Regions from separate parts of the Homo sapiens genome. Here all the other regions are linked to region 1. Evidence: read pairs that join two places in POLR2A ChIA-PET (ENCODE). Cell type or tissue: OCI-LY7. All regions are shown on one strand. Each heading gives the region's core, and the rest is flanking DNA. Links, peaks and the distances in the headings are about the cores only.

Region 1 (10,730 bases), core at 1,554-9,553:
CTTCAGAGGTTATACTGATGATAGGCGATGATACTCCGTGGTTCTCAAAGGCAGCAGGAATATTAGCTTCAGAGGTTATACTGATGATAGGCGATGATAATGTGAAAAATGTAGTACTCACACACGTGTAAAAACCAAGCAAGGCAGCCCTTCCTCCTTTCCCCTATTTGGAGAAGGGACAATTCAGCATTTAGCAGATGAAATTAAGAATCACTTAATTCAAACAAACATGTTTGAGAATGAGTATGTGCTGTCATGCATGCCTGTGAAAAAACAAATTGTTCTTTGAAAATGCTCAGCCTCCCACCTTTTTAATTTTTTTAAGACTTAATGTTTCTCTCTTTAAGTAGTTTTACTAGTAGCATGTTGGTGTAAATTGGATTGTTAGCATTTTCTGGGACGGTATATCCCTAGAGTGGGAATGTTAACAACTTAGAGTTTTTTGTGACTTTTTCAATAAAACTACACACACTAACTCTTACCAACAAGTACTCATTCTTGATTGTTGAAAATTTATACTCATTCATAAACTGTTTATAGATTTGACGCTTTCTGGCCTTGGGAATACTTAAGTCACCACATTTGGCAGTCTGTATGTTCAGTAGAAAAAACAAATGTCTTGATGAACCACTCTGATAAGCTTTGGAGTTAGGGCTATTTGTGATGGAAGCACTCAGACCCCCCAGGGACTGAAACACAGGATCAGAAAATATGCCAATCAAGGGAGCTGAGAAGGATGCCCTGTCTTACCACACTGGCTGGCCCTGCAGCTTATGCTTAGATGTGTGCTTGATGTGGAATGCCTGGGTCCCACTTGCACGGTGACTTGGGTATGCAGCTCTAATCGTCAGCAAGTTCTTCTGTGGAACCACTGCCCTCTGCAGCAGCGATAACCAATTCTCTGTTGTTTTGACCGCCCTGCAGACAACACAACACAGAGGGTTTCCTCTCTTCTCTTCTGTTGGCCAAACATTATCCTGGTTTCCTGATCAGTGGACAGATACAGCCACATCTCTTCATAACGTGGGAACCCAGAAATGAGATGCTTTTCCAGAGGCCTCAGCCTCTTAGGCACTGTGGGTATTGGCTGGCCTCCCTGTGCAGTCTAGGGTGGCTTTGAGGCCACCGTCAGGGTAAAGGCTCCAGGCTGTTGGCATGGAAAAAATGCATGCTGTCCTTAATGGAGCCTGCACCACTGGTTTTCTCTTGAAAGTATGTTGGTCACCATCAGCACCTGGGCCTTAGAGGAGAAACATCTCTCCCCTTGAGAGGGGTAGGCAAAAAAGAAGGTCCTCTTGGTGTCAGTATGGTCACTTGCTGGACAATTTATTGGTTCTGAGGCAAGGATGGGGAAAGGAGTTCCCCACTGTTCCAAGGATCAGCCCACTTATAGGTGAAGGACTCTGGTCTTTGAATTCCTGGGTGGTATTCTTTGGTGGGGAAGAAGGTGAATGATCTGCTTATAGTGCCAAAATTGTAACCATAATAGGTCAGTTGCTGATGTGCACGCAAGTCAATGCAATGAGACACAGGGTTGCAGCAGAGAAAAGTTTAACTGTAGGACTGCCAAATGAGGACATGGGAGGAAACTTCAAATCCATCTTCCTGTGGAGTTTGAGACTAGGATTTTTAAGGGTTTTGGAGTGGGCCAAAATGTGAAGATCATTGATTGATTAAAGAGTGCAGCATAAAGTCTCAGGGCAAGGAGATGAAGAAGCTGTATTCTCATACTGATCTCATTCCTCTTGGGGTGGGGGGTCTTCAAACTGGTTGCTGAAAAACAAAGGATCATTAAACAAAAGCCTCTGACTAATGTCAGAGATCCAGTCTATAGGAACAACAGGGATGCAAATCCACTCTTAAACAGTCATATGACCCTGTTGCCAGAAATCTACCTCTAGGAACAATGGGATTGCAAATAGTCAATATCTAGTGCTAGGTGACTTTTAGCAACAAGGAAATGGGCCAGAGTGCAGCCCAATTAGTCCTTAATTACAACTGTATTTCTGTCCAGAATCTGGCGTGCAATTCTTGTCAGCCCTGTAGGGATGGTTTCAAAATCATTTTTTCTTGAAGCTGGTCCTAGGCCACCTACTCAGAGTCAGTACTCCAGTGTCTGCTGCCCACCCAGGCCTCCTGAATCTGCCTCCATGAGTATGGGGTCTAGGGAATCTGCGTTTTTGAAATTATCTCCAGGTGATTCCTCTGCCTACATCCACAGTTTGAGATTCACCTCCTAAATTGTCATTGCATCCTTGCTGTTCATTTTCTTTTTCTTTTTCTTTCTTTCTTTTCTTTTTTTTTTTTGAGACAGTCTCACTGTGTCGCCCAGGCTGGAGTGCAGTGGTGCATGTCGGCTCACTGCAAGCTCTGCCTCCTGGGTTCATGCCATTCTCCTGCCTCAGCCTCCTGGGTAGCTGGGACTACAGGCGCCTGCCACCACACCCGGCTAATTTTTTTGTATCTTTAGTAGAGATGAAGTTTCACCGTGTTGGCCAGGATGGTCTCCGTCTATTGACCTTGTGATCCGCCTGCCTCGGCCCCCAAAGTGCTGGGATTACAGGCGTGAGCCACCGCGCCTGGTCTTGCTGTTCATTTTCTTAAATGTTAAACTACGGAGTACTCAATCCTAAAGGCCACCTCTGTGCCTTACTCTAGCCACCCAGTGCTTTTTAATAGTTCCTGAGTATGTGTTTACACAATCTGAATTTTATGAAGTCCATAAAGACATATTTACCCAACAAGTCACCAGCGTTCCAAAGGTCAGCTTTCCTTGATTTGTATGAAAGCCACTTAACTCAAAGTCAATTAACACTAAGATAGAAGCCAATTAAAGCAAGGAAGTGAGCTGTTCAGGCCAACATTCCATCCCTCACTTTTGTCCCCTGTTGTAGCTTAATTTCACAAGTCCCTTCAAGCCATTTACTTCACACAACCTATGCATGTGTGGCCCGTTTCAGCATATAGGAATAAGTACCATTTGTCATGTCATCATGTGGGAGTGCTGTTTAAAAGCATGTAATTTAAGTAACTATTAAACGATGCCATATTAGCACTTTTGCAACCAATTCAATCGCCCTCCCACCGCAAGCAGCAGGGATATCACAGCAATGTTAGGAAAGAAGGAAAGAGAGGCTCGGTGTCCCTCAATGTTGCTATCAGAGCCTGCTGTTGAATCTGAGTCTTGCCTGGGTCCAGAAAGTACACAAAGTAATTCCTCAAAAGATTGCTGGAGGATTAAATGAGATAATGTGGGCCAAGTGCTCAGCACAGCACCTGGTACGTGGAAAGCAAACTTTTTTTCTTTTAAAGGTAGCTGCTGCAGCAGATGATGATTATAATATAAAAATGGAAAACCCTGAAAGAGAACTAACCCTTAGAGTTAGCAATTGCAGTAGGTCAAGCGCATCCTCTGATAGGTTTTCCACAGTGAAGGCACCTCGAACAAACAGTCTGAGGTCCTTCTGTGCAGACCATGACCCCTGTCCCGATGGCAGTTGGTTGCCCTGCACTGAGAACCACTCTCCAAAGGAAAAGTCTACAAGTACAATAGGCTCCTTCCCGTCTCACGATAGACCCTCTGCATTACATCTTTCAAGCTAACTGATTATCTATAAAAGCCTCATCCTTTAGGTTCTTTTTTGATTGGGAACCAATTTTTTTTTTTTTTTTTGAGACAGAGTCTCGCTCTGTCACCCAGGATGAAGTGCAGTGGCGCCATCTCGGCTCACTGCAAGCTCCGCCTCGCGGGTTCACGCCATTCTCCTGCCTCAGCCTCCCGAGTAGCTGGGACTACAGGCGCCCACCACCACGCCCGGCTAATTTTTTGTATTTTTAGTAAAGACGGGGTCTCACCATGTTAGCCAGGATGGTCTCGATCTCCTGACCTTGTGATCCGCCCGCCTCGGCCTCCCAAAGTGCTGGGATTACAGGCCTGAGTCACCATGCCAGGCCAGTTGGGAACCATTTTTACCTAGTGAGTGGAAGAACTGGGATGACGAGTATAAATAGTGATTTTAAAAGGAGATTCTGCCTGAGAGGTATAATCAGATGCCATGAACGATGCTAAAGAACCCAGCATGGGCAGGAGAGAGACAGAGAGAGAGCGAGAGAGACACCCCTGTGTAGGCTGCTTGCAGATCATTTGACACCTGCACATGAAGGATTTTTGTTTGTTTGTTTTCTTTTCAGTTAAGAGACAAGGTCTCACTGCATCATCCAGGCTGCAGTGCAGTGGCATGATCAAAGCTCACTGCAGCCTCGAACTCCTGGGCTCAAGTTATCCTCCTGCCTCAGCCTCCCAAAGCATAGGTATTACAGGCGTGAGCCATTACGCCTGGCCTTGCACAAGATGTTATACTTTTTTTTTGCATTTAAAATTATTCTTTTTTTTTTTTTTTTCCGAGGCAGAGTCTCACTCTGTTACCAAGTTGGAGTACAGTGGTGCAATCTTGGCTCACTGCAACCTCCACCTCCCTGGTTCAAGCGATTCTCCTGCCTCAGCCTCCCAAGTAGCTGGGACTACAGGCACGCGCCACCACACCTGGATAATTTTTGTATTTTTAGTAGAGGGTTTCACCATATTGGCCAGGATGGTCTTGATCTCCTGACCTCGTGATCCGCCCGCCTTGGCCTCCCAAAGTGCTAGGATTACAGGCGTGAGCCACCATGCCCAGCCTAAAATTTCTCTTGAAAGTCTTCATCAGAACACAAAATTCTTTTTTTTTTTTTTTTTTTTTTGCAGGAAACTGGAGTTTTATTAGCACTCAAATCAGTCTTGCCAGGAAACAAAATTCTTGTTACTAGAAGTGAGGATGTCAAGGTGGCTTTATTCATTTTTAAATAGTGCATGAGATGTAAATTGCTAAAAGCTGTGTTATTATAGGGAGGCAGTAGAACTTGGTAAAATCATAGGATTTAGACTAGTGCTGTCCAATAGAAATACAACATAGGCCACATATGTAATTTTAAATGTTCTGATAGGGGTGTTAAAAAAGTAAATAGAAACAGGTGAAATTAATTTTAGTCTATTATTTAGTGTATCTAAAAATTCTCATTTCAACAGTTAATGTTTTAAATTGCTAATGAAGTATTTCACATTCTTTTTTTGTACTACACCTGCAAAATGCCGCTTGTATGTTATAATTGGAGCACATCTCCATTTTCATGTGCTCAGTGCCACTTGTGGCTGCTGGCTGCTACTGTGTTAGACAGTACCTCTTAGACTAGGACAGACCTGGGTGTGAATTTCCCTTTGCTGCTTATTAGCTGTGCGACCAGTGTTAAATTACCTGAACCTTTCAAAAACTTCAGTGTCCTTGAATATAGAAAAAGGGCTCATAATACTTCCTTTTCTGGGCTGTTGTATTAAGTCAGTTGATTTATGTGCATAAAGGTCTGGGGTCGATGAAGAGGTGATCTGTAAATGACATCTGTGACTTTTGAGATATCTACAGGTAATTGTGGTCTCACACAGGCTAAGGACTATAGGATATAAGGGTTATGATGAAAGGCAGAATTAGGGCAATATTTATGGGCTATTAAGAACTTTAGAGCCAGGTGCAGTGGCTCACGCTTGTAATCCCAGCACTTTGGGAGGCCAAGGCAGGCGGATCACAAAGTCAGGAGTTCAAGACCAGCCTGGCCAGTATAGTGGAACCCCATCTCTACTAAAAATACAAAAATTAGCTGGGTGTGGTGGCACGTGACTATTGTCCCAGCTACTCAGGAGGCTGAGGCAGAAGAATTGCTTGATCCCAGAAGGCAGAGGTTGCAGATCGCGCCACTGCACTCCAGCCTAGGTGACAGAGTGAGACTCCGTCTCAAAAAAAAAAAAAAGAACTTCAAAAGTCCCCTTATGTAACTGACTAATTCCTGTGGCTGGCGACTGGGATTATACATACAGACATTGGAAGGGGGCTCTGGTTCTGGTCCGAGCAATTTGCCTGGAGCTCTATGATCAATTCAGAGAAGAAGGGATACAAGGAATTCCTACAGGAATCTGTGGCATCATAAAAACAGCTTCTGCCTCAAAGTCAGGGGAGCTGATTTTGAATTCTGACTCTACCTTATACTGCATATTTATCTTCCCAAACTTTAGCTTTCTTGTCTGTCAAATAGGACTCATAGTATGAGGCTTGTGAGGATTAAATTACATGTAGCACATGAAAGTGTCCGCAGCAGTGTCTGACATGTTTGAGGTGCCTAATACATGCCGGGTGATCATTACTGGTGTCTGGAAAGAAGTTTCAGCCTAAAGCTTTGTTGAAAGGACCCAAGGTCTGGGCAGAAGGGAAGGATCTTGCTCCTCTGATAAGATCTTAAGAAGATGGAACCAGCAGGCAAGGAGAGAAGCTCAAGAGACTGGTTTTATGAGGAGCTGAAATCAGACTGATGGGTAAAAGGAAGATAGCCTGGGTTGGTGGCCTATTAGGGAATGCCTCTCTACACAGGGACCATGTCATAATCGTTTTGATAACATTCTTTCTTCTTGCCCCTTTAGACCTCTGGCTCCCTTGCCCAGCTTTTGATATTTTGTTGTTGTTTGTTCTGAGAAGTAAAAATATAGCTAGAGCTTTGCACTCGGTCATGTTAGTATTTTAAGACACTCCCAAGAGTGGAAGAGAGAACTGTCCTCCAGTTGGAGTTATGGGGAGGTTCCCTGTGCTCCACCTTTCCCACCCTTTTCTGTCTACCTGTGTGCACGGAGGCATGAGTGGATACCGCGTCTCCACGGGTGAAAGGACAAGTGATCCAGCTGAGGAGAGTTGATCTTTTGGTTTAACCAAACCAGACACCCAAACCTAGATTTCCAAGGCATGTGAACAGGGATGTGCATGACAGTCATTGACATGAAGACTCAGAATGAGATAAGCTTTAAGTTGGCAGCACTTCCCACCCCCTGCAGAGAGGAAGTTTGCATGCCATGCACCTACCTTCTTGATTGCAGCTCTCATGGCTACACAGCAATAGATTAGAACCCCCTCGTGCTGAATCTTGACTTGATGAAGACAATCAAAATGCCCCCCAAAATGCCCCCCAATACACAACACACGCACACACACACACCTGCAGCCACCTCAGTTTCCTGTTAAGTTATTGTGGTTTGGGAGTCTTCATTGTCAGTTCACATTAGCTGTGAAGTCAGAATCCTTCTGTCATGGGACTTTTAGCAAAAAAAAAAAAAGGAGCCAGCGCCCCATTTGAGAAAGAGACTATGGCTCACACCTGTAATTCCAGCACTTTGGGAGGCCAAGGCGGGCAGATCATGGGGTCAGGAGATCGAGACCATCCTGGCTAACATGGTGAAACCCCATCTCTACTAAAAATACAAAAAATTAGCCGGGCATGGTGGTGGGTGCCTGTAGTCCCAGCTACTCAGGAGCTGAGGCAGGAGAATGGCGTGAACCCAGGAGGTGGAGCTTGCAGTGAGCCGAGATGGCACCACTGCACTCCAGCCTGGGCGACAGAGCGAGACTCCGTCTCAAAAAAAAAAAAAAAGAGAGACTAAACTTTCCACTGTCCAGTAACTTGGACCAGAGCCCTGCCTGAGCCTCCAAGGCAGGCAGCTTGATGGAGGGCCCTGCCTCACTCTCAAGGCTGAGCTCTCAGGAAAGGTGGATTTTATCTCTAAGGAAGTGCGGCTGCCTTTATCAGGCCATTCTGGTGGAACAGGTTAGCTTCCTGCAAGGGTGGAAAGGAAAACGATGTTACTATTTTTAGCCTGCCTCTTGTGTACAGCAAGGTGGGCTGATGTGCTAAGCAGAAGGAAAGTGAAGTGTGAGTTGCTTTCTGCCCCCAACCTTCCATTTCCACCCCTACTTCCCAAAACCTCCCCCAGAGGTGGAATGTCAGGACATCTCACATGTGGTGCACGAAGAGTATAATGACCAACTTTATTTCTACAACTAGTGAGGCTCCTTGTCACTGCCTTTCTAAAAGCTTGCAGTCTTACAAACAAACTTGTGTGCACAGACATGAGTGGATAAAATATTGGGTCCTGCCTAGCAAAACCAGGATCTTTGATTTGGGGGGAAGGGTTGGTGTTGCTCTCTGTTAACATTTCCATTTATTCTTGACCTCTATAAAGAGTAAATTATAAGAATGGGGTGGGAGGATTGGAAAGTTGGTGGATGGTAAGTTTGGGTGTCAAGTATTAAGAAATCCTGGCTTCTCAGCATTTTCTTTGCAGGGCACATTTAGCAGAATTTTCTGCCTCCAGCAGGGTCTTTGTGGCTCTGAAGGACCTGCCACCGTGGGGTGGTTCGCTTTTATAATCTCATGGTAGCACTCTCAGCCCAAAGAAGTGTCATCACCAACATAGAGGCCAGGAGCACCATTTAACAGATGAGGACTCTGAGGCCTGGGGAGTTAAACCCAGGTCACACAGTTGGATAGTGGGAGAGTCTGGTTGCCTGGTTGTTTTTCTACAGGGCTCCTCCAAATGAGTGCCAGGAAGAAAGTGCGGGGGTGTTCTGCCCATTGCAAGAGGGTCAGCTTGGAGAAATAGGTTTGAATTATGGAGTGCCTGACAGAAAGTGGGAACAGTCACTTAGCAAAGAAGTCCGGGTCTTCTCAAATAGGAGTGCTCTGGGTGGGAGGAGAAGGGCTGGTAAGCCTGAGGACTTGTGGAGGAGCTCAGATGTAGCTGCTTAAATTAGTTCAAAGTGAGAAATGTAATTACTATACTTGCTCAAACCAAATGTCTGAACATTGTTATAAAATGAGGTGTAATCACAGAAAAGAGGATTGCAGTGCCGTATCACTCCCACAAAATAGCCTTTGTGTTCTCAGGAGCCCCATGGTGCTGATTAATCTTCTGGGGGCGTTGAAGCCCCAGTAAGTTCAGGTGTGTGTATTGGACTTAATTGGGGGAGTTTTGTCCTGCTCGTTTGGACAGTCATTCACAGTTATTTGCATTTGTAATGAGTGTGTGATGAGAGGGGGAAAAGACTCAGCCTTAAACATGTTAGCTAGGAATATTTGGGATCAGAATAAAATAAGATCCAAGCAAGAGGGAAAATCGAGGATGATTTGCAGCAATTTGTCCTTGTTAACTGCTATTTGAATGATAAAAGGAAGGTTGAAAAGGACATTTCAGTAACTCCCTGGATAACGACTTCCTCTATCACTATCACTATATATCACCTCAATGACTATGTCATCTCCATGCTCTTCTCCACCAAGGTGGAAAGTACCATAAGAAGGTCATTAAGTCCTGATTCTGCCACTTGTTGGTCATGAGACGTAGGGTAGTGACATAAACGCTAAGCCTTAATTTTCTCTCCTGGAAAATGGGCTGATGTATATACATTTAGATGAGCTAATGCTTGGCACATAAGAAAAGCACACGGTAAATATTAGCAAATTGTCATTATTGTCATAATTATTGTTTATAGTATCTCTACAACGTGTTTATAACGTGTGACAGAAGAAAAACACCTTGCCAGATGTAGTCACAAGGCAGGAGGGAAAGTGAGGAATTAAAGGCCTGTTAGGGAGCAGGTGCCTGGAGCTAAGTGAGGTTAGATCATAAAAGGGCCCAGGGGTGTGCTGTTGTTGGGGGAGGTGTTTGTTTGGCAGAAGGGAAAGGTGGTCTGTTCATGCTGGGGAGGTAGTACATGGATAACTGGGCTGTGCCCTCATTTGTAAGAAACAGGCACGTGTTTTTTATAGACCTACAGCCAGTCCTGTTTGCTCGCTAGGTGGCTTCTCTTTGATCTTGTGTCCCAAAGTTGGGGGTCTGTTGACACTCCAGCTCCTGGGGACCCCAGGTCCCCTCTCTCTGCACAGGAGGCAAGGTGTCTGCCTGTTTTACTCATTGCTGTCTTCAGTGCCTGGCATAATAGAGGCTCAAGAAGTATCTGCTGAATGAATGAATAGGGTATAGTATGAATGAATATCTGCATTAAATTATGTGCTCCTAGAGAAAACTCCCTGAGAAACTCATTACTGAGACTGTTTAGCCATCCAATAAAGAGATGAGAGGAGATTTTGAAACAACTTGGTTTGGCATAGACAAGTAGTATATACTTGCGCTTATATCTAGTTTCCATGCAGTTCACTAATACATGTAATATATATGGTTAACTTTGTGAGTATATTTGATTACAGACTTTCCCTTTATTTAACATGGTTGCCTGCCTACACATAATTCTTAAAACAATTAAGGAGAACATTACTAGCACAAATGTTTCTTCTTTTTCTTTCTTTCTTTTTTTTTTTTTGAGACGGAGTCTCACTCTGTTGCCCAGGCTGGAGTGCAGTGGCGTGATCTCGGCTTACTGCAATCTCCGTCTCCTGGGCGTTCAAGAGTTCTCCTGCCTCAGCCTCCTGAGTAGCTGGGACTACAGGCATCCGCCACCATGCCCAGCTAGTTTTTGTATTTTTAGTAGAGACGGGGTTTCACCATGTTAGCCAGGCTGGTCTCTAACTCCTGACCTAAGGTGATCCACCTGCCTCGGCCTCCCAAAGTACTGGGATTACAGGAGTGAGCCACCACACCTGGCCACAAATGTTCCTTTTTAGGAAACTGATTCTCCTGCTGCTTCTGGAGTAGAGTGTTGTATATGAAATTTTGAGCATGATATTCACCTAATTATGGCTCAGAACAGGCAGTACCAAGCACCTGAGGTCTAGGCCTTTCAGACCAGTGCTTTGATATGCATGTGAGTCACGTGGGGTCTTCCTGCTAAGTTGCAAGTTCCCATTCAGCAGGCCTGGGGTGGGGC
Region 2 (10,730 bases), core at 1,658-9,657, 56 kb after region 1:
CTAAATAATTGCTTTGTTACCTTTTCCTAACATTTTCTCCTTTTCACTCTGAATGTAGTAAAGATTGGGGCTGGGGAGTTCATGTTGAGTCAACTGATAAGGCAGATAGAATCAACTGTTTGGGAGAAAAAGGGTAGATCTCTCTTCTCTTCTTGGCCTGCATTTGTTCCATAAATATGTCATGGGGTTTTTCTTCCATGTGGCTAAAGAGAATCTCACATTTGTGGATGCGTAAACCCAGCTAGATGACCAGGTTGTACCTTTTATTTTCCCCCAGAGGATCTTATTAAACTTATTAAAACTCAATTTTCATCATTTTCTTGCTTTTTCAAAATACTTGGATAAACCAGTTTCACTCCTGGAAACTTCATAATTGTGTCATAACACTGGCACTGAGAGAACATATCTGTTAGTCTGTCATGGTTTCAGGTCTTTGTGGTTTCAAGTTTTTTCTCTACTCAAAGTATACTCTCAGTTGCATTTTACTGCTGAAAGTTTTCTGATCTGCTTTTGTAGGGTATTTTAGTGGCTTAAGTTTGCTAAGCCCTCTGCCACAACTACAGGACTTTAAGGCCATTTTTTTAAAACACAAAGCATGAAAAGGGATCAAAGTTGAAAGGGTCTCAAAAGTCATTTGTGGTCTCTACCCCTCATTTTACACATAAGGAAACTGAAGCTCAGTAATAAGAGTTTGGGGTGCCTCACCCGGTTGTGAGAAGATGTGTAATGGAGGTTAGGTCAGGTTAGGTCACCTGTCCTGACTTACGGCACTCATTACAACAGATCCAAAAAGGAATTACCTCTATTGGTGTGAAACTTCAGCAGGATGAGTAGGATCACCCTCTAGCTCTGTGATTTTTTCATGTAGCTGTGTTGCCAGTGTTACCTCTTCATTTCTCCTTAGAATTCCTTTCACAATCAGTTGCCTATCCAGTAAATTTCAAGGGACCAAGATAAGGAATAACTTATCCTCCAGAGCACCTAACTTGAATATGCGCACTTCTGCCACCACACGAGGTCCTTTCAAAAGTGTGATCGGGGGTTGTCACAGAGACTGATCTTAGTCCTTTATCTGTCCCTAATGTCAGTGACCTTGAACAAGTCCCTTCTGCAGTCTGGATTTTAATTTTTCCACGTGAGAGAGGAGTCTAGCATAGACGGTTTCCACAGTTCTTTGTATGAATAGCTTAAGAGGTGGAACTAATGTGAAGACCTGAACTCTGCCTTCGGGCTGACCTCTATACCACTCTCCAGGAGGGAAGTGAAGCCGTCCAGCATGCTTCAGGGAGAACAGGTGCCTTGACTGTGTGTTGTTTGTTTATCTGTGTGTTTAGCTCTCCATCTCTAATGAGGGAGGTGGCAGAATCCTAGAAAAAAAGGAACTAAATGCATTAGTAATTCTTGCCATCTGAGAGGGCATCCATTTCTAGTGGACCTGTGGGAATATAAACAGGCTCTTAAAAATCCTGTCAGCTTATTGCTAGCATGATCTGCTGATTTTCCTCCCTCCTCTATAGGTTAAATTATCACCTTCTTTTGTTTGAGAGCAGGTTTTTTGTTTTGTTTTGTGTTTTGAGACAGAGACTCATTCTGTTGCCCAGGCTGGAGTGCAGTAGCGTGATCTTAGCTCACTTCTAACTCCGCTTCTCGGGTTCAAGCGATTCTCCTGCCTCAGCCTCCCAAGTAGCTGGGATTACAGGTGCCCGCCATCACACCCAGCTAATTTTTGTATTTTTTTAGTAGAGACGGGGTTTCACCATGTTGGCCAGGTTGGTCTGGAACTCCTGACCTCAGGTGATCTGCCCACTTCAACCTCCCAAAATGCTGGGATAACAGGCATGAACCACCGCGCCCGGCCAGAGAACAGGTCTTATTAAGGGCTGGCTTGTAAAGGATTTTGTAGGTTTAGAATTTGGTATTAACATAGTTTGGTAGAGTCATTTCCTGACCTTCTTATTAGGTTTTCTTTGGGGTAGAGGGCAGGTGGTAGATAGCAGGTACACACACACAAAAAAAAAAAAAAAAAAAAAAGAGGGAACTGGGGAACTGCACTCTAAATAGCAGAAAGAAAAGTAATCAGATTCTGTTTAGTACCATTATCAGCATCTTGTAGATTTAGTGTTGATTTCCATTTAGAAATCAACCATAACACTACAAATCTCTCACTCTCCCAATATTTATGATTTTCAGGTGTTCAGAAAAGTTGAAAGAAGTGTATGCTCAACATCCATATGCCTACCACCTCAAGTCTGCAATTAGCATTTTGCTATTATTGTTTTATCATACACATATCTATCCATCTATCTCCATCCATGATTCCATGTTTTTTTAAATGCATTTCAAAGTAGGTTGCAAATATCATGGCATTTCTTCCTAGACATTTCAACGGGTGGGTTATTACATACTCCCTTCCTTTGTTTTCTCCAATAATGTGAAAGAAAGCAAAAATATTCTGAGAAAGTCAGGCATAGGAGTTCAAGGGCTGCAATTTAAAGCCCTAAATTGGAGATTATTAACTTTAAACAACTCCTCTTTGCCATTTGTTTTTTGAAGTACCAATTTTTCTATTACATGTACACTTTAATGTGGTGAGAGTTAATTTTGTTTAGTAATCTGACATTTCCATTAGCTGGCCTTTGGGGTTTAAATGTGGATCACAAATACCATTTTTGGAAGGGTGTGTAAAACAGAGGGAAAGTCAGAAAATTACTGCTTCTGGAATAAAAAGTAGAAGAAACGTTTCTTCGGGATGGGTTATTTTGTTTGCTTTAAGATGGTAATCTTTTGATCTTGATTAATTATGAACTCCAGAAGTTCAGGCTCAACTCAGTAAAGCAGACAGACAATAAAAGCAAAATCATAAACCTAGATTCAGACTTTGGCCTCTCAACTCCCAGTACTCCCTCACTGCAACCTCTGCCCCCTAGGTTCAAGCGATTCTTGAACCTCAGCCTCCTGAGTAGCTGGGTTTACAGGTGTCCACCACCATGCCCGGCTACTTTTTTGTATTTTTGATGGAGACGAGCTTTCTCCATGTTAGCCAGGCTAGTCTCAAACTCCTGACCTTGGGTGATCCACCTGCCTCGTCCCCCCAAAGTGCTAGGATTACAAACATGAGCAACCACACTTGGCCATAAATTTTATTTTTTAAAGTAGTTTACTCATGTCAGAGCCATTCGTGTTTTCGTGGTTTTTGAAAAAAACTCAGAACTACCTCTGACACATGCCTTGAATGTCAACAATCTTTCACAGTAAAATCTTCCCATAATTTCCTAAATTAATTGTAGAGCCTTCTTTAAGGTGATTTATCTGCTGCACAGATACGTGACTGATACAGAGGCCCCTAACTGGTTGACTAGGAAACCCACCAAGGATTTAAGAGGCATATGCCCAGGAGTCTCCAGTTCCCTGGTCCCCCAGGATGAGAAAATTAGGATTTCTGCTATTAGTAAGGATTAGAGCAAAGAGTTTTCAAACTTCAAGAAAAAGTTGTTCCATTCTTCGCTGATTATAATCTAATTACTAAACTACCATGCCTGTCCTGCCAGTCCCCCCAGGCCTGACCTCAGCCCTCTGCTGGGCTTTCCTTCTCCTGGGCCAGGTGCATTACTCACCTCAAGAGGTACTTGCACAAGAAGAACATATTGACAAGAGAAAATTGCCCAGGAGCCATTTTTTAAAAATCTGTCTTAGACATTACTTCTAAAATTGGCTGCCTGTGTGCTGAAGCTAAGATTTACTTCAGCGAACACTTCGTTGCCCATGTTTAAAACTGCCCCATGTTAGGGTTTTAGGTTGAACAACCTTAACCTTTATTGTGTCCCAATTACACGTGGTCTGTCATCTTGTATATATTTAGTATTCTTGTGGTTTATAAATTTGAGTACTGAATTAAAATGCTGAAAAGATTTAAAAAAAAAAACCAACAAATATAGTGGTATCCTTAAGACATTTTTGATAGATTAAATAAGTATTGATAAAATCAAAAAGTTTCTATTAAGATTTTTTTTTTTTTCATGAGAGCACTGTAGATAGAATCTAGCCAAATCACTCTTTTCCTGTGCAGGATTTATACGTGTTCAAGCTACAGGAGATAAACACTTAGAGGTGAAATTTAAAATTGCGTTTAAACACAGTACAATGCAGTGAGTCTAATGTAACTTTGTCAACCTTGCTGAAATGGAAACCAGAAAACCAGCATTTTATGAGGTAACTTCCAGTGTGCCTGGGCATTGCTAATGCCGTGGGTATCACCACCTTCTATTTACAGTCCATATAGATTTGCCGCTAAAATTGGGGCTTTCTCTGAGAAGATGATGGGGGCACTAGAAGCTCCAACTTCCATCTGCCACAGTAGGTTTTTCAAGCTTACCAGAACTGTCACTCAGGGCTCCCAGGCTCGGGGGATGTCAGAGGATCCCTAATTGCCTGCCGGTATTTTCCCAACTACTTCCTCAAAGGCTCCTAAGCCTCTGTAAAGCTTACGTGTTTAACTTCCAGCTCTGATCTTTGTTCCTTTGTGTCTTTGCTTCATTTCCTTTTTTTTGGCCCTTGTGGGTCACAGGACACAGCAGGAAAGAAAGGAGGCCAGACTGGTGCATGGCACACTGCCTTGTACCCTTGACTAAGGACAGCTGGGCAGAGCATCCATTCCACTCCCAAGGATGTCTGCAAGGCAGGTGCAAGATAATGTGCCAGAATGTGCAGTATACATGCTGCTCTGGCTCTAGTGACCTGGAGGTGTAAGGTAGCACTCAGCGATGGGGAAATATTTATATTTAAATTAGGATTTAACATCAGTGATAAGTTAAATCTATATTATCTAAATATTAAATCTATAATATTTTCCTTTAAACTGAGGTTTAAAGGAAAGTATAGAGGCACATAGAATGCTAAATCAGCACTGTATGTTAAACAAGGTATGGGCATATATTTCGAACCAAAATTGCTCACTTATAAAAATAGGGATTCACAGCTTATTTTTAAAGGAGTATTTCTGTATTAAAATTTCAATAGGAAAACTAAAATACTAGAGGTCCAAGTCTAGCAAACTTTGACTTGTTAATACTGGTTCTGAAGAATGATTGATAAATTATTAAGTTTAATAATCATTTATATGCTGACCAGTGTCTTCCATGATAATGGAGGAAACGGCCTCTTTTAATATGTGCACTGGAAAATAGTGTGTGGGTGAGAGGTTTATTTATATGCTTCAGTGTAGCTAGGTAGCATGAACAACAAAGATGCTCGGCTTATCCAAGGCATGAGGAGGGACATGCCCCTTACCTCCCTCTTTGGGAGAGGGTAGAACTTGGACACAGAGGGCGCTAGTGACCTTGCAGGACAGCAGTACTTACTGGCTTTACTCATAGATTCTGAGCCCAACAGAGTGAAGGAAAACCTATTTATACCCCCTCTGAGGCTCCTGCACATAAGCAGGACCCCTGGCTTTTAGCTTAATTGGTTCCTGGATGAAGGTCATATCCCCAGTCATTGTAAAGCAAAGACTACCACCGCCACCTCCTACACACACCTTTTAGGTACCGTGTTTTGTATAAGGGTTCTATTCCTAAAACTCATTCCATACCATTTAAAAAATACATAAATTGATAATGAAGATAACATATTTTTAAAAATCAAAGCTGGCTGGGCCTGGTGGCTCACGCCTGTAATCCCAGCACTTTGGGATGCTGAGGCAGGTGGATCATTTGAGGCCAGGAGTTTGAGACCAGCCTGGTCAACATGCTGAAACCCCGTCTCAACTAAAAATACAAAAATTAGCTGGGCGTGTTGGAGCACGCCTGTAATCCCAGCTACTCGAGAGGCTGAGGCAGGAGAATTGCTCAAATCTGGGAGGCAGAGGTTGCAGTGAGCTGAGATCGCGCCACTGCACTCCAGCCTGGATGACAAGGGTGAAACTCCGTCTCAAAAACAAAACAACAAAAAACCAAAGCTATGTTGTAGTCCTCTAAGGGTAGGGGTTACTCTGCACGAGCAAGATTAGCTACAGCACCTCAGAAAAGCAGGGACACAGTGAAGACTGGACGGAAGAGCCTGTTTTCTCCTCTTGATAAACATAGAGCATAGTGCCCTGGCACTGTGAGCTCACAGGAAAGTGTTAGTCCCTGTTTAAGTACACGGGTTCTTTTACTAGTACTCTCCATTGAGTGTATTTGTTGGCTGATTTCACTGATGTTAAATAACTGTGGAGAAGCCTGTTGTTAAGTGATCTTAGCCCACTTTTCACCTTCTGTACATCTTACATCATGCAAACTGGTTCTCTTTATGAAACAAACGTTTAATGATCAGAAAATCTCTTCTCTGCCTCACAGTGCCTGCTCATCCATGTTTGAGAGAAGAGCTGATGGCCTTTGCCAGAATTGGCTACTGCCAGATCTGGCATCTTTGCGATCGAGTCTTTCTACTGTGGGCATTTATGAGCTTTCGTTAACACTGTTTTCTGTAATGGCCTACCCTAACCACACAAACAGTACATATTTTGGTGGTTAACACAAAGGCCTTATTTTCTGGGACATTATAGCGTGTAGAGCAAGTGTTCTACCTTCAGGGGCTTGTACAGAGCAGAAAATCATGTTACCACCATGCATAAAATTACGTTATGTTAACTTTCCTTGCCCATAAAGTTCAGAATATATAAACTTCCAAAACCAGGGCAGTCCGCTTTTAAAAAATTCTTGAGTAGTTGATACTTAAGACGAACACCCACAAAACCACCACCCGACTTAACAAATAGAAAGTATGACCAGTACCCTCAGCTTCTCAACACATTTGATTCTACTGAAGCATTTTGTTGATTCTTTTTAAAAAGATCACTAGTCATATGTATTTTATATTCACATATACTTCATACACACATATATAATATTTTAAACATATAATTCGATGAAATCAAAGAGCCTTTATAAATCTATAAGCACAAGGAAGACCGGGGGCGGGGGATGTGATTAAAATAAAGTGAGTGTGCCTGGCTCCCTGCAAGAAGTTGGTGTTATATTTGGCTCAGCTGGCGTCTGGGAGTTGGGCTGGAGAGGCTGGGATCTTGGCTAATCCCTCTCAAGGTCTGGTGAAGTGGAGAAGAGGCTGGGAGGAAGTGAATCTAATGTTGAGCATAATGGAGAGATAAAGGAGCCGTGTAATCAGATAAGGGCTGGCTGTAGGAAGTATTTATGGGGGAGGTAAAAGTCCCAGTCTCCATCCCTGAAAGAAATGGGGAGGGGCAGGAGCAGAGGGCCAGTTCACAGATGGCGGACAGCATTATTTTCTTCTACAGGTATGCCTGCAGTGGACGACTAAACCTGGTCTTTATAAACCTGACTTCTCTTGACAATTGCTGGAGGTCCATGTCAAATTTCCTCCTACTGTCAAGAGCCTGACAGCTTCCCTGCCCCTCCACTCTCTGATAGCTGGAAAGGGCAGGCAGTCGAAACCCACTCCTCAGTGGCCAGGGAAGCTGGTGTTTCAAGGACCTGTTTTTGTCACTGAGGTAGCCTTTCAGCAAAAATGATGATGGTTACAACTTACCAAACTTCTGGATCTGACACGACCTGTAACACTACTTTCAGCCAGCAGGGTAGATCCCCTATTCATTTTGCAAAGGAGGAAACTGAAGCTTAAAAAGAGGTTTCTTCAGCTCCTGAGAGGGCTGGGGACTTCAGGGCCGCCTGGCCCTAGAGCACACATTCTTTGTGAGACCCAGTGCTGCCTCGCCGTCATCTCCTACACTTCCTTGGTTTATGTCTGTAACGTGGCCCAGACGGGGCCTGCTTTGAAACTGGAGAACACTTAGAACATAAAGGCTGAGGTCTAAAACTTTCCTGTGGAGATGCTAATCCAGTTTTGAAAGATTTTTTTCTCTGCCTTCCTATCCTGACTTACAATGTCACCTGCCTCTTTTGCATATTGCGTGATCCCGGGACAGGAAGCCCTGTTTTTACAAAAAGTCCACATGTTGGGAACACAAGGCTTTTTCCTTAAAGAAGCCACATTTAAATGGGAGATCCTCAGTCCAGCCAGTTTTGCTCATAACACAACTAAAGAATATGGTATTGAGGGCTGGTCGTCCAACACCATTTGTAATAACATTGTTGGGGCTGTTCAGCTCAAGTTCAGACACTCGGGCTCCATTCAGTTGGGGTTTGGACCCTTGGCTGGAGCTTCACTAGATCCACACCATTACAGCAGTTGTTAATTTCAGAAGCATTCTTTTAAAATGTTGTTATTTTTGACAAAGATAGCATGTTTTGACATTTTTTTCTAAGGCATACCAGCAGCAGTTTCCTTGTGCAAATTTTTAAAACTAATCTGCCCTTGCCCTTCCTGCCCCATCCCCCCACCACTAACAAACCCTGCATCTGTTTTAAACAGATGTTGTTTAATTCTTTCCAGAAAGAGGGGGAGGGAAGGTGGGAAGAGAGTTTTCCTCCTTTATACCTTTTTGGTAGTGGAGTTCATTGTCATTTCTGTGCTGGGTGGGGTGAAGTGCCTGAGTAACGTAAATACACCATGGATAGGAAGCAGTTGGCACGCAGCCATGCAGCTGGATTATCCAGACATCCTTTGCAGCTTTTAGTCCAGCACTTTATCCCCCTGCCTTGTTTTAAATAGCCAGATGCCTCAGTTAATGCTGGCTGTCGGGGCTGTTGCCGGAGGAGACAAAGGGGGCTTCTGCCCCTGAGCCTCCCCTTCCCCCAATCCCATCACAGAGAAGTCTATACCCTGGAGAAGGCACTTGATAGGAGGCATCGAGGCAGGAAGGAGGAGGCCTCAGAGTGCAAGCAAAGGCCAGAGTTAACAGCCTTGTAGTCTGGACACAGAAGGGTATGGTATTTTTAAATTCTCTAACAAATGGGTACTTTTTGGAAATAAGTTTATGGCACTAACATAAGTAATGCAAACTTCTCTTTTTCATGTTTACTTAATCCCCTCAAAGAAACAGAACAGCACATAACTGCAACACAAAAAAAGTGAAAGCATGTTTTAACAAGAGGTGCACAGAGTTTCAATTCTTCACCTTAGCCATCTCCTGTTGAGATGAACCCATAGTATACTTATAGAAGATTTGAGAAAGCTGTGTTGCACACTAGAGAATTAAAAGTCGTAGGACCCTTAGGTTTTTTTGTTTGTTTGTTTGTTTTTAAATAAATGGGGTTGGAGTGGGGGAAAGGATATTCTCCAAAGTTGTATGCAGTTAATCTAAATAAATGTTACAGAAGATTCTTTTTTTTTTTTTTTTTTTTTTGAGACAGAGTCTTGCTGTGTCGCCAGGCTGATCTCTGCTCACTGCATTCTCTGCTCACTGCAACCTCCACCTCCTGGGTTCAAGCAATTCTCCTGCCTCAGCCTCCTGAGTAGCTGGGATTACAGGCGAAAGCACCGCCACGCCCAGCTAATTTTTGTACTTTTAGTAGAGACGGGGTTTCACCATGTTGGCCAGAATGGCCTTAATTTCTTGACCTCATGATCCGGCCGCCTCAGCCTCCCGAAGTGCTGGGATTACAGGCGTGAGCCACTGCGCCCAGCCCAGAAGGTTCTTAATCTAAGGGAATATGCATGTTGAATCCTGAAATAGTTGGATTAGTCATATATGTACATGTATGTCCTATGACTTTTATATGTACTTCTACATGATTTTTCAATTTTTAGGAATAGAAAGTACTGTGATCCCAATTTAGTAATTGTGGTTCATAAGTAAATAAGTATTGAACACTATATGTTTTTATAGGAATTCTGTTAGCCATAGATTTTTTTTTTTTTTAGACGGAGTTTTGCTCTTGTTGCCCAGGGTGGAGTGCAGTGGCGCGATCTCAGCTCTGCCTCTGGGGTTCAAGCTATTCTCCTGCCTCATCCTCCCGAGTAACTGGGATTACAGGCGCCCACCATCAAGCCCAGCTAATTTTTTGTACTTTTAATGGAGACGGGGTTTCACCATGTTGGCCAGGCTGGTCTTGAACTCCTGACCTCAGGTTATCCGCCCACTTCAGCCTCCCAAAGTGCTGGGATTACAGGCATGAGCCACCGCTTCCAGCCTGCTATAGATAATTTTTTTTAAACCTGTTTATATTGTGAATTTAACCCCATTCATTCCGCAACCTGTTACATATAAGACACCATTCTAGGCTCTAGGGATATAGCAGTGAACAAAAAAGGCAAAGTTTCTGCTCCTGTGGAATTCATATTCTGGTAGGCAAGCAGATATTTTATTGAGCAAGCATTGATTTAGTAGCATATAGAAAGCCAAAGCAGAGGGGAGAAGATTTAAGAGGGGTGGAGGGTGCTATGCTGCTTTATATAGAGTGGGCAGGGAAGTCCTCTCTGAAATAACCTTGGACAGAGACTTAAGTGAAATAAGAGAATGAACTCAGTTGGTATGTGAGGAGTAGGATTTGAACAGAAGAAACAGCAAGTGCAAAGGCCCTGAGGTAGAAGGATGCTTAATATGGAGGCCAGTGGGACCAAAGTGGAATGAGCAAGGAGAGTAATAGGGTAAGGTCCAGATTTTGACTTCTGCTTGGCGATACCACTGGAGGGTTTGTTTCAGTAGAATGATCTGACTTACCTTTCTATTTTCTGGGTTAAGTTGGGCAAACGTGGAAGCAAGGATGCCAGTTAGAAGGCTACTGCAGCAATCTCAATGGAAGGTGATGGCAGCTGGATCAGGTCAGTGTCAGTAGAAGTGGAAAAAGTGGATCCTGGATATATTTTGAAGAGAG
Region 3 (10,730 bases), core at 1,805-9,804, 340 kb before region 1:
GAACTTGGCAGCACTGCGCCCCTGCCCTCTGGATTTGTGGAACTTTGAACTTGAGAGTGATGATTTAGGGTAGCTGGCAAAAGAGATTTCTAAGCAGCAAAGCATTCAAGACATAGCCTGACTGCTTCTAACAACCTAGGCTCATATGCATGAGTGAGGAAATGACCTAAAGTTGGAACTTATATTTAAAGAGGAAGCAGAGCATAAAAGTTTGGAATATTTGCAGCCTGGCCATGTGGTAAAAAAGAAAAGGCCAATTTCAGGGGAGAAATTCAAGCAGACTGCAGAAATTTGCATAAGTAAAAAACAGCCAGGTGCTAATAGCCAAGACAGTGAGGAAAAGGCATTTCAGAAAAATTTTCAACAGCCCCTTTCACCACAGGCCCAGAAGCTTAGGAGGACTGATTGATTTCATGGGCCAGGCCCAAGGCCCTGCTGCCTTGCATAGCCTTGGGACACTGGTCCCTGCATCCCAGCTGCTCCAGCTCCAGCCATGGCTCAAAGGGACCCAAATACAGTTCAGGCTGCTGTTTCAGAGAGTCCAAGCCATAAGCCTTGGCAGCTTCCACATGATGTTACATCTGCAGGTGCACAGAGTATAAGAGTTGAGGCTTGGAAGCTTCCACCTAGATTTCAGAAGTTGTATAGAAAAGCCTGGGTGTCTAGGCAGAAGCCTGTGGCAGGGGTGGAGCCCTCATGGAGGACATCTACTAGGGCAGTGTGCAGGGGTAATATGGGGTTGGAGCCCCCACACAGAGTCCCCACTGGGGCACAGCCTAGTAGAACTTGAGAAGAGGGCCACTGTCCTCCAGATCCTGGAATAATAGATCCATCACCAGCTTGTACCTTCAGCCTGGAAAAGCCACAGGCACTCAACAATAGCCAATGAGAGCAGCCATAGGGGCTGAACCCTGAAAAGCCCACAGGGGCGGAGCTGCCCAAGGCTTTGGGAGCTCACTCCTTGCACCAGTGTGCCCTGGATGTAAGACATAGAGTCAAAAGAAACTATTTTGGGCTGTGCACAGTGGCTTATACCTGTAATCCCTGCACTTTGGGAGGCCAAGGCAGGTGGATTACTTGAGGTCAGGAGTTTGAGACCAGCCTAGCCAAAATGGAGAAACCCTGTCTCTACAAAAAAAATAGAAAAATTAATCAGGCATGGTGGTGGGTGCCTGTAATCCCAGCTACTCAAGAGGCTGAGGCAAGAAAATCTCTTGAACCTGGGAGGCGGAGGTTGCAGTGAGCCAAGATCACACCAGTGCACTCCAGCCTGGGTGACAGAGCAAGACCCCATCTCAAAAAAAAAAAAAAAGTAAGAAAGAAAGAAACTATTTTGAAGCTTTAGATTTCATAATAGCCCTGCTGTGGGGTTGGCAGCCCCCCTTTTGTGGGGCCTGTCGCCCCTTTCTTTTGGCTAATTTCTCCCTTTTGGGAGGGGAATATTTATCCAATGTTTATGCCCCCATTGTATCTTAGAACTAACTAACTTGGTTCTGATTTTACAGGCTCATAGGTGGAAGGAACTAACCTTGTCTCAGATGAGACTTAGACATTTAGGACTTTTGAGTTAATGCTCTAAATGAGTTATGACTTCAGGGGACTGTGGGGAAGGCATGACTGTATTTTGCAATGTGAGAAGGACAAGAGATTTCAGGGGCCAGGGGCAGAATGATACGGTTTATATCTGTGTCCCCATCAAATCTCCTGTCAAATTGTAATCCTCAGTGTTGGAAGTGGGGCCTGATGGGAGATGACTGGATCATGGGGGCGGATCCTTCATGAATGGTTTAGTACTGTATTAGTATGTTCTCATGCTGCTATAAAGAACTGCCTGAGACTGGGTAATTTATAAAGGAAAGAGGTTTAATTGACTCACAGTTCCACATGGCTGGGGAGGCCTCAGGAAACTTACACTCATGGTAGAAGGGGAAGCAAACACATCCTTCTTCACATGGCAGCAAAAAAGAGAAGTGCATGGGAATCGTCCCCATGATCTAATCACCTCCCACAGGGTCCTTCCCCCAACATGTAGGGATTACAATTTGGATTACAATTCAGGATGAAATTTTGGGTGGGGACACAGCAAAACCATATCAAGCACCACTCCCTTGGTGCTGTTTTCGTGATAGAGCCCTCTCAAGATCTGGTTGTTTAGAAGTGTGTAGCACCTCCTGCTTCTCTCTTGCTCCCCTTAGGTGGGACACTTCATTCCCCCTTTGTCTTCTGCCATGATTGGAAGCTTCCTGAGGCCTCCCCAGAAGCAGAAGCTGTTACAGTTCCTGTACAGCCTGCAGAAGTGTGAGTCAATTAAACCTCTTTTTTTATATAAATTACCCAGCCTCAGGTATTTCTTCACAGCAATGCAAGAACATACTACAACATGAATTAAACAATTTTCACCAAAACAAGCAAGTACAGAACACTTCAGAATCACATGAAGGGCATCTTTCAAATAAAAACTCCTAAGTCACACCTCTGATGATACAAATTAGGATATCTTGGAATCACACCTAGCAATACATTATTTTAACACAAATGTTCCTGTCTCTTAAGAAGCAGCAAGCAAGGCCCTGGTTAACTGGTGAACGCTCAGTAATCACTGGTGTAAGTACCCATCTGGCTCATGTAGTCAAACTTCTGCAAATTTTATTCTAATATCAGTAGGTCATAATTCTTGGTTGCACAATTTTACAGAAATAAAACAGGGAAATACAAAATGTAGAAACTTGCTCTTGAGATGCTTATTTACCTTTATGGAAGGAAATATTTACTCAACTCAGCAATCTGAAAAAGAAACAATATGCAGTTATAAGGAGACGAGTAAGTACAAATAATATAACTCTAAATAATCAGTAACTCTGGAGTTGTTCGGTTGATTCCCTGAATTCCAGCTGGACACTGAAGACCTTTTATAGTGCAACACCTAAACCTTACACAGGTGTTGGCATTTTTGGAATTTATATTCACAGTTTCCACTGATCAAACCCAAGATATTTTCTCTCATGCAAGAGCCACTCCTCTTAGAATTCCTAGTAAGATTCTGTTTATGAAGCCCCATGTGATCCAATTCAGTGGGTCATCCAAGTGATAACAAAGAAAATGTGTGAATTTGGCAGTGAGGAACTGATCAGCTGCCAACTGACTCATAAACTGGTCCACAAAATGTAATCACAGTGCTGGTTTTGAAGAGGTCAACAACCCAGCTGGCAGAAAGATATAAAGTGCCAAGAAGTCTGGAATAAATAATAATAATAATAATGCATAAACAACTAATTAAAACATTAAGAAAGGGATTTTATTCCACGATCATCAGTGGAACTGCAGGTCACTCTGGAAATACCCCAGACATACCATAGTCTGTCAGTATTTATTGAAGGCCTATTATGTAGTATCCTATGTAGAAAACCCAGACTCAAAGGCAAACCCAGGCAAAACAAGGCTGCATGAGGCCATGAGATAGCAGCAGGGATCAGGCAGGAATGGCTGCATCCAGCACCTAAATGCAGGGTCCTTAACATTGGCTGCTGGGAAAAAGTCAGTAGGATCAAGAGTGATAGGCCTTAAAAACCCAAAGTCTGAGTCTATCCAAACAAGCTCATCCTTTGTCGTACTCCTTATTTTAGCTTCAGGAGTATGGCTGCCATGAGATCCTCTACATACTGGGAGAGGAGACCCTCGTGCATTAGAAATGAGCCTGAGGGTATCAGTTCCCCAAACTGCAGAGTCAGGTCACCTAGGGAGGGTGGCAGATCTGAGCAGAAGTGGAGGATATGATGAAGGCAATGTGGTAGAAAATATATGTGGTAGACAATGAGATACCATCTCATACCAGTTAGAATGGTGATCACTAAAAAGTCAGAAAATAACAGGTGCTAGAGAGGATGTGGAGAAATAGGAACACTTTTACACCGTTGGTGGGACTGTAAACTAGTTCAACCATTGTGGAAGACAGTGTGGCGATTCCTCAAGGATCTAGAACTAGAAATACCATTTGACCCAGCCATCCCATTACTCGGTATATACCCAAAGGATTATAAATCATGCTGCTATAAAGACACATGCACACATATGTTTATTGTGGCACTATTCACAATAGCAAAGACTTGGAACCAACCCAAATGTCCATCAATGATAGACTGGATTAAGAAAATGTGGCACATATACACCATGGAATACTATGCAGCCATAAAAAAGGATGAGTTTGCAGCCATAAAAAAGGATAAGTTCATGTCCTTTGTAGGGACATGGATGAAGCTGGAAACCACCATTCTCAGCAAACTATCACAAGGACAAAAAACCAAACACCGCATGTTCTCACTCATAGGTGGGAATTGAACAATGAGAACACTTGGACACAGGAAGGGGAACATCACACACCAGGGCCTGTCATGGGGTGGGGGGAGGAGGGAGGGATAGCATTAGGAGATATACCTAATATAAATGACAAGTTAATGGGTGCAGCACACCAACATGGCACATGTATACATATGTAACAAACCTGCACATTGTGCACATGTACCCTAGAACTTTAAGTATAATAATAATTAAAAAAAGAGAAAATATATGTGGTAGAAATTCTCTCAACTGACTGTCATTTAACCAACTCATTAGGTCAATAAATGCTCCCCATTCCCTCTCTGAAAACTACAGATGAATGCCAGGACACACTGAATGCCTATAGCTAGTAGGCTGCTCTTATCATTCCTGAGCACCTCCACTTCTACCAGTTTTACTCACAAAGGGCCCGAATTGTCTATGCCAAGTGTACCTGCTATTATAAGTATGCAATTTGCTTGATGCATAAAAATGATGAAATAGGAGAACCAAAACAGTGTTGTTTCTATGAAAACTAAATTGCATTGAGATGATACAGTCAAATGAGTTGCTTTAAGTAGTTTCTGTGGAATTAGGGGTAGGCTAAACAACTGTTTAAAAATGTTGTAAAAGTCTTAAAAAAAGGATACTTAACATCCTCGTTCTACTTTAAAGGACCCAAAAGTAGAAAATGAAGAAAATGCTTGATGGGTTTGGTTTAAAAAAGAAAGATGATTCCCAACTCTGATTAGCAGGCCCCCACCCAGAGGAAAGGCCCAAAGTCTGCAAGAGAAAGAAATGAACTCAGTCAGCAAAAAGAAAATGAAAACCAACCGTGATCCCACTACCCAGGGCCAATCAATGTTAATATTTTCATGTATATCTTATTTTGAATTATATGTATATATTTTAATTAAAGCTACTGATTAAAACAAATATATAACAACTTAAAAACCCACATATAGACATATGCTTTACAATCTATTTTTCTTTCTTAATAAATCACATCCATCTTCTGATGTGGACAAATATTTATCTATGATGCCTTTTCAATAGCCTTGTAGCATTCCATGTTATAGACACAGCATAAATGATTCAAAGAATCTCCTTTTGTTGGACTTTTGATTCCAATTTTTATCTGAAATAAGCAATACTGCCACCGTAGTGCACAGCCTCCACTATTTCCTTAGGACACATTGTGCTGGGTGTAATTTCATACACACATAGGAGGTCTCAGTTCTGTCAAATTCACAGAGACAGAAAATAGAATGGTGGTTTCCAGGGACTGGGGAAAGGAGAAATAGAGAATTATTATTTAATGGATGCAGAGTCTTAGGCAACATGAAAAGAGTTCTGGAGATGGATGGTGGTGATGGATACACAGCAAAGTAAATGTATGTAATGTCACTAAACTGCACACTTAAAAATGGTTAAGATGGTAAATTTTTGTTACATGTATTTTACCATAATAAACTATATATATGTATAGAATTATTAGTTCAGGAATCAAACAACACCAGGCCTCAGACCTGATTTAGCCTGCTGGCTGCAATTAGCCAACCCTGATCTAGTCCAGCGATCTCCAAATAGCGTTCCAGGAGACCTGGAAAGAAACTGTATCTCTGCAGCTGCCAGGCAGCTCTTGGGAAAGGCCTGCAGGGAAGGCTCTGGGCCTTAGCCCTTCTTCAAACACTATAGCTCCACTCTGACCTGGAATTCTATAGGCTTGACTTGAAGAAAGGCCCCTGGTGCTTAAAAAGCTTTGGAAAACCACTGCCTAATCTACATTCCTCATGCTATAGAAGATTACACGAGGGACCAGAGATAGCAAGTGAGATGTGCAGCAGAGTTGGGACAAGAGCCCAAGTCCTTAGCCTGTGAGCTCAGTGCTTGTCCTACACCACTCAGCCTCCCTTCCCCAAGGAAGGCCATGCCCTCCTCACGCAGCAGACTGGGGCTTCTCCTCAACAGCTCCCCTTAGCCTAGGGGCTTAGATCCCAGTAAATGCAAGTAATTTATTCAGCACCTCTATGTGCCCAGAAAGTATCTATGAGAAAAACACAAGGCAGGATCCTGCTCTGTGGTGGGCAAAATAATGGTGCCCCAAAGATCTCCTTGTCTTAATCCCTGGAAGCTGTGAATATGTTATATTACATGACAAAAGAGACTTTACAGATGGGATTAAGGTTAAGGATGCTGAGATAGCGAGATTATCCTGGATTATTCAAGCGAGCCCAATCTAATCATCTGAATCTTTGAAAACTTTCCCAGCTGTAGTCAGAGAGAGACAGGACTATTGAAAGAATGGTCAGAGAGACACAATGTTCCTGGCTCTGAAGATGGAGGTGGAGGCTATGAACCAAGGAATGTAGGCAGCCTCTAGAAGCCAGAAAAGGCAAAGAAATGGATCCTCTCCTACAGCCTCTGGAAAGAATCACAGCCTTACCAACATCTTGATTTTAGCTCCATGAAACCTATGCCAGACTTCTGTCTTCCAGCACTGTAAGATAATATATTTGCCTTGTTTCAACCCACTAAGTGTGTGGTAATGTGTTATGGCAACCATAGAAAATTACTATATGCTCTCAAATAGAGGCGGAATGCCTTACTTGTGCTGCAGTTTGTGGTCAGTTAGGAGCATCTGCTCACTTGGCCCTTTTGTCTTCCCTACTCATCAGCATATTGACCTCTTGAGCATCCAGCCCTGCCCAGAAAGCCTGGAAATCAAAATGTGAGCCAATCTGGAAATTTCCCAGGGGCAAAAGATAATAATACAATAAAAAAAATTTAAACTACCTCTGTAAATAACAGTCATTAAGCTTGACAAGTGTTTTAAAAAAAAAAATTCAGGGCCTCTGTTTCTCCATCCTGGAGACTTGATGAGTGAAGCCAAAGGCTGGGTCACAATAATGTTAAAAACCTGGTCTGGTCTGTATGTGCAATTGGAGGCAGATGTGCATGGGGTGGTGGGGGGAACGGGAGGTAGGGAGGGGATCAAACAGGTAGACACAGGATAGAGGAGTCAGTTCAGGCAGTTCTTTCTCTACATTGACCTAGCACTTTATTCCAGATTAAGAATCAGTAAACTACCACCCTCAGGCCAAATCTGGCCCACCGCCTGGTTTTCTAAATAAAGTTTTATTGAAACTCCAGCCCACTTTCCCATTATATATTATCTATGTCTGCCTTCCCATCACAGTGGCAGAGGTGAATAGTTGTGACATACACCCCATAGCATGAAAGGTCAAAAATATTTATCATCTGGCTCTTTATAGAAAGTTTGCTGACCCCTGAAGACTCATGGGGTAGCCCCATGTAAACGAGAAGAAAAGGATTTCTGAGCAAGAAGAATTCACAAGCTCACAGGAGCTTCTGTTGCCCCTCTGTGCCGCCATGAGATGAGAGGCCATGTTTGTCTTTCCTGCTGCAGTTGGTTTTGTGACTCACATCTTCTGACCCTGCTCAGTGAGGCTGAGAAAGGCAACCACATAACCCAAGGATATCCAGCTGTGGCGATCCAGCTACATTTTCCTTTGAGTCAGCCACCCCAGCATGTAAGCAGCCTCATTTGATCCATTTCTTCTAATCCAGAAGTTCCCAACTCTTTCTACCATATTTTTGAAATTATTACACTAATGTATTTTTCATTACCCATAAATCATGTTGCCCTGCAGCTCTCTGCCCACTGAATCAATGGCCTTTGTTGTTTCAGGGAAAGAAGAGGCACAACCCTGAACCAAGAACTCTTTTTTTTTTTACCTTGTGTTTTATATTGGATTTCTCAAGTCAGAGAGAAACTATTGTCTTAGAAGTGAGTTTTGTTGAAAGAGAAAAATATGTTATTTCTATTCAAAAATTATCTTTGCACATATTAAGAACAAAGCCCAGGGGACTAAGCACAGAGTTTTACTATGAGTTACTGTGTAGAGAGGACAGAGGATGGGATGTGGGGGCAACTCCTGTTGAACAGAAGAAGGGGCAAGACTTTCTACCCATCTATCTCCTCACCTACCGGGGGATGGCCCTGGAAGAAAGAGAGCAAGAAGACAAAAATTCCAGATAGGTTGAGGAAGAATACAAAACTACTTAGGCTGGTGCTTTAATGTGTACTACCCTCCTGTGCTCCACATGCACACACGCATGGCCCCTGGAGTTCAGGAGCCCTAGAACATCATTTGCAGAGAGAAATGCCAAGCAGATGGGCCAAAAATAACCTTCTCTTGTTCCCAGAGATATACCTGGCCTGGGGACATCTAGAAGCTCCCAAATAGCCCTGTGGTAGACATGGAAGAAGGGAGCTGAAAAGTAAGAGTATTTGCTAAGAAGTTGCCTGGTGTGTGGCAAGAGAATCCTATAGCAGAAGCTGGGAAGTAGGCCACATAAAGCCAGTTTCCAGTAGAAGTTCCTGGCTAAGCCCCAGAGGGTCTACGGCAGCAAGAGGCAAAGCAGAGGATGCTAAACCTAGGGGCAGCCACACCCAGCTGACAATCACAAGACACACCAACCAAAGACACCTTGGTAGCTGAAGCTAACTCCCAAAGAGGAGACAAAATCAGCTGCACCTCAAAAAGAAGTCAACAGAAGCCAGAAGAGAAGGACAACACAAGCAGAAAACATCCCGCAGGGTGCAGTGGCTCATGCCTGTAATCCTGGCACTTTGGGAGGCCGAGGCAGGCAGATCATTTGAGGCCAGGGGTTCAAGACCAGACTGGCCAACATGCTGAAACCCTGTCTCTACTAAAAACACAAAAATTAGTCGGGCATGGTGGCACATGCCTGTAATCCCAGCTACTCTGGTGGCCGAGGCAGGAGATCCTTTGAACCAGGGAGGCGGAGGTTGCAGTGAGCTGAGATTGTGCCACCGCACTCCAGCCTGGGTGACAGAGTGAGACTCTGTCTCAAGATGAAAGAAAGAAAGAAAAGAAAAGAAAGGAAGGAAGGAAGGAAGGAAGGAAGGAAGGAAGGAAGGAAGGAAGGAAGGAAGGAAGAAAGAAAGAAAGAAAGAAAGAAAGAAAGAGAAAGAAAAGAAAGAAAGAAGGAAGGAAGGAAGGAAGGAAGGAAGGAAGGAAGGAAGGAAGGAAGGAAGGAAGGAAAGAAAGAAAGAAAGAAAACATCCTGCCCCAACCATGACAATGTTACGTAAGCCTTTTCCTGTGCCCAGATGTCACCCGGGGAGAAGGAGAAGAGGGGTTGAGAGAAGGAGAAAAGGCTTAAGCCTACAGAATCTGAGCTTGCCTGAAAAATATTGCTTCAAACCGGAATAGATCAATTTATTTAAACGGGCAAGTTTAACTTCTTTTGGGTTACTCTGTATAAACAGCAACCCCACAGCAAGATCATGTCAATTACTAAATAAATAAATAAATAAATAAATAAATAAAGTCTCCATTTTGGAGACTATGGATTCCATATTTACAAATCCCCAAACAGGCACTCTTGAGGTCATTTGCAGATATAAGCAGAACAGCAAAAACTTTGAGGACTATTTGAGTACGATGGGTATGATTCCAGAGGTCCCACCCTTCCTTCCTCCCTCCCCTGCCCTACACATATGCTTAAATCCGTTTTTTAACACCAGGAAGGAAAGACCCTCTTTTCCACCACCCCTCCAACCCCAGGCTGAGAGGAGAAAGGGAACACTGATGAATTAAGGCCAGGGGGAAGAGTAAGCAGACCCCCCACTGCTTGGGCTCTGACTGTCCTAGAAGCAGGGAAGTGGGTCAAAGGCTCTGGGCAGCATTCCTGCCTGTGCTAGCCAGCAGCAAAGCAAGGGGGAGTGGGACGGTCCTATTTCCTCTCACTGAGGCTTGCTCCTACGGAGGGTTTTCCAAACCCAGTGGCCAATTCTGTGAGTCCCATGATTTCAGATCAAACCAACACTCCCTATCTCCACAGGACCCACTTTCAGGCCTCCCTGCGTAACCACGTCATGTGCAGTGCCCACCTGAGAAGCATAGATTGGGACGTTAAGCCCCCCTCCCTGAGAGACACACAGCGCAGCGGGCAGGACAGAGGCATGTGGCTGCAGAGTTACAGTATTTCCCTGAAACTGGAACGAATTATCACTACTTGCTCCTCTGTCCTTCTTAGATCTGCAAAGTGTGGGTCAGAGTGACTTTCTTTTTATTGGCCTACCACATATTGAAACCATTCCTGCATGTTGATACTGAATATCTCGGCCAGATCCTTGTGAAAATGACTTACTGTGCAGCACAACAGAATGACTTTCTAAAGTTAAACGTCTTGGGATATTTTATCTTTTCAAGTACATACCAAATGCAATTAAGTTCAAACTATGGAATACAGTCTTTGCCAGTTTCCATTCTTGACACATATGTGTCTGGGTTTACAAGTTCAAAGACCTCTTAAAGGATCAAATCTCTAGCATTAATTTTCTCTTTGTGAGTGAAAAACAG

What was found. Peaks named below come from ENCODE experiments on the same cell type or tissue, not always from the same donor. Only the 100,000 strongest peaks of a DNase experiment are listed, where the experiment ranks them.
Region 2: POLR2A ChIA-PET joins it to region 1 with 8 read pairs; 10 of 35 experiments call an interaction of 5 or more read pairs at or near these places.
Region 3: POLR2A ChIA-PET joins it to region 1 with 7 read pairs; 2 of 35 experiments call an interaction of 5 or more read pairs at or near these places.

Annotation. Positions count from the first base shown.
Region 1 is chr2:65,403,702-65,414,431 of GRCh38, reverse strand. The region is part of intron 1 of SPRED2 (sprouty related EVH1 domain containing 2); the gene reads left to right. Among named protein-coding and RNA genes, the nearest start is that of SPRED2, 24 kb to the left of the region's middle. RefSeq lists an enhancer at 7,443-7,492. In OCI-LY7, for the core only: CTCF peaks have their summits at 4,934 and 5,135; DNase peaks (open chromatin) are centred at 5,198, 7,018 and 7,691; H3K4me3 peaks cover 3,171 bases; H3K27ac peaks cover 4,301 bases.
Region 2 is chr2:65,347,838-65,358,567 of GRCh38, reverse strand. The region is part of intron 1 of SPRED2 (sprouty related EVH1 domain containing 2); the gene reads left to right. Among named protein-coding and RNA genes, the nearest start is that of SPRED2, 79 kb to the left of the region's middle. RefSeq lists enhancers at 359-508, 541-1,042. In OCI-LY7, for the core only: CTCF peaks have their summits at 5,321, 7,404 and 7,603; DNase peaks (open chromatin) are centred at 5,327, 7,627, 8,117, 8,547 and 1 weaker place; H3K4me3 peaks cover 2,076 bases; H3K27ac peaks cover 3,420 bases.
Region 3 is chr2:65,746,803-65,757,532 of GRCh38, reverse strand. It overlaps LOC105369167 (a long non-coding RNA gene), which reads right to left. Exons shown (of 3, transcript XR_940196.2): 3 at 2,630-2,784. Among named protein-coding and RNA genes, the nearest start is that of LINC02934, 38 kb to the left of the region's middle. RefSeq lists a silencer at 9,964-10,258. In OCI-LY7, for the core only: no CTCF peak of the experiment used is centred there; no DNase peak of the experiment used is centred there.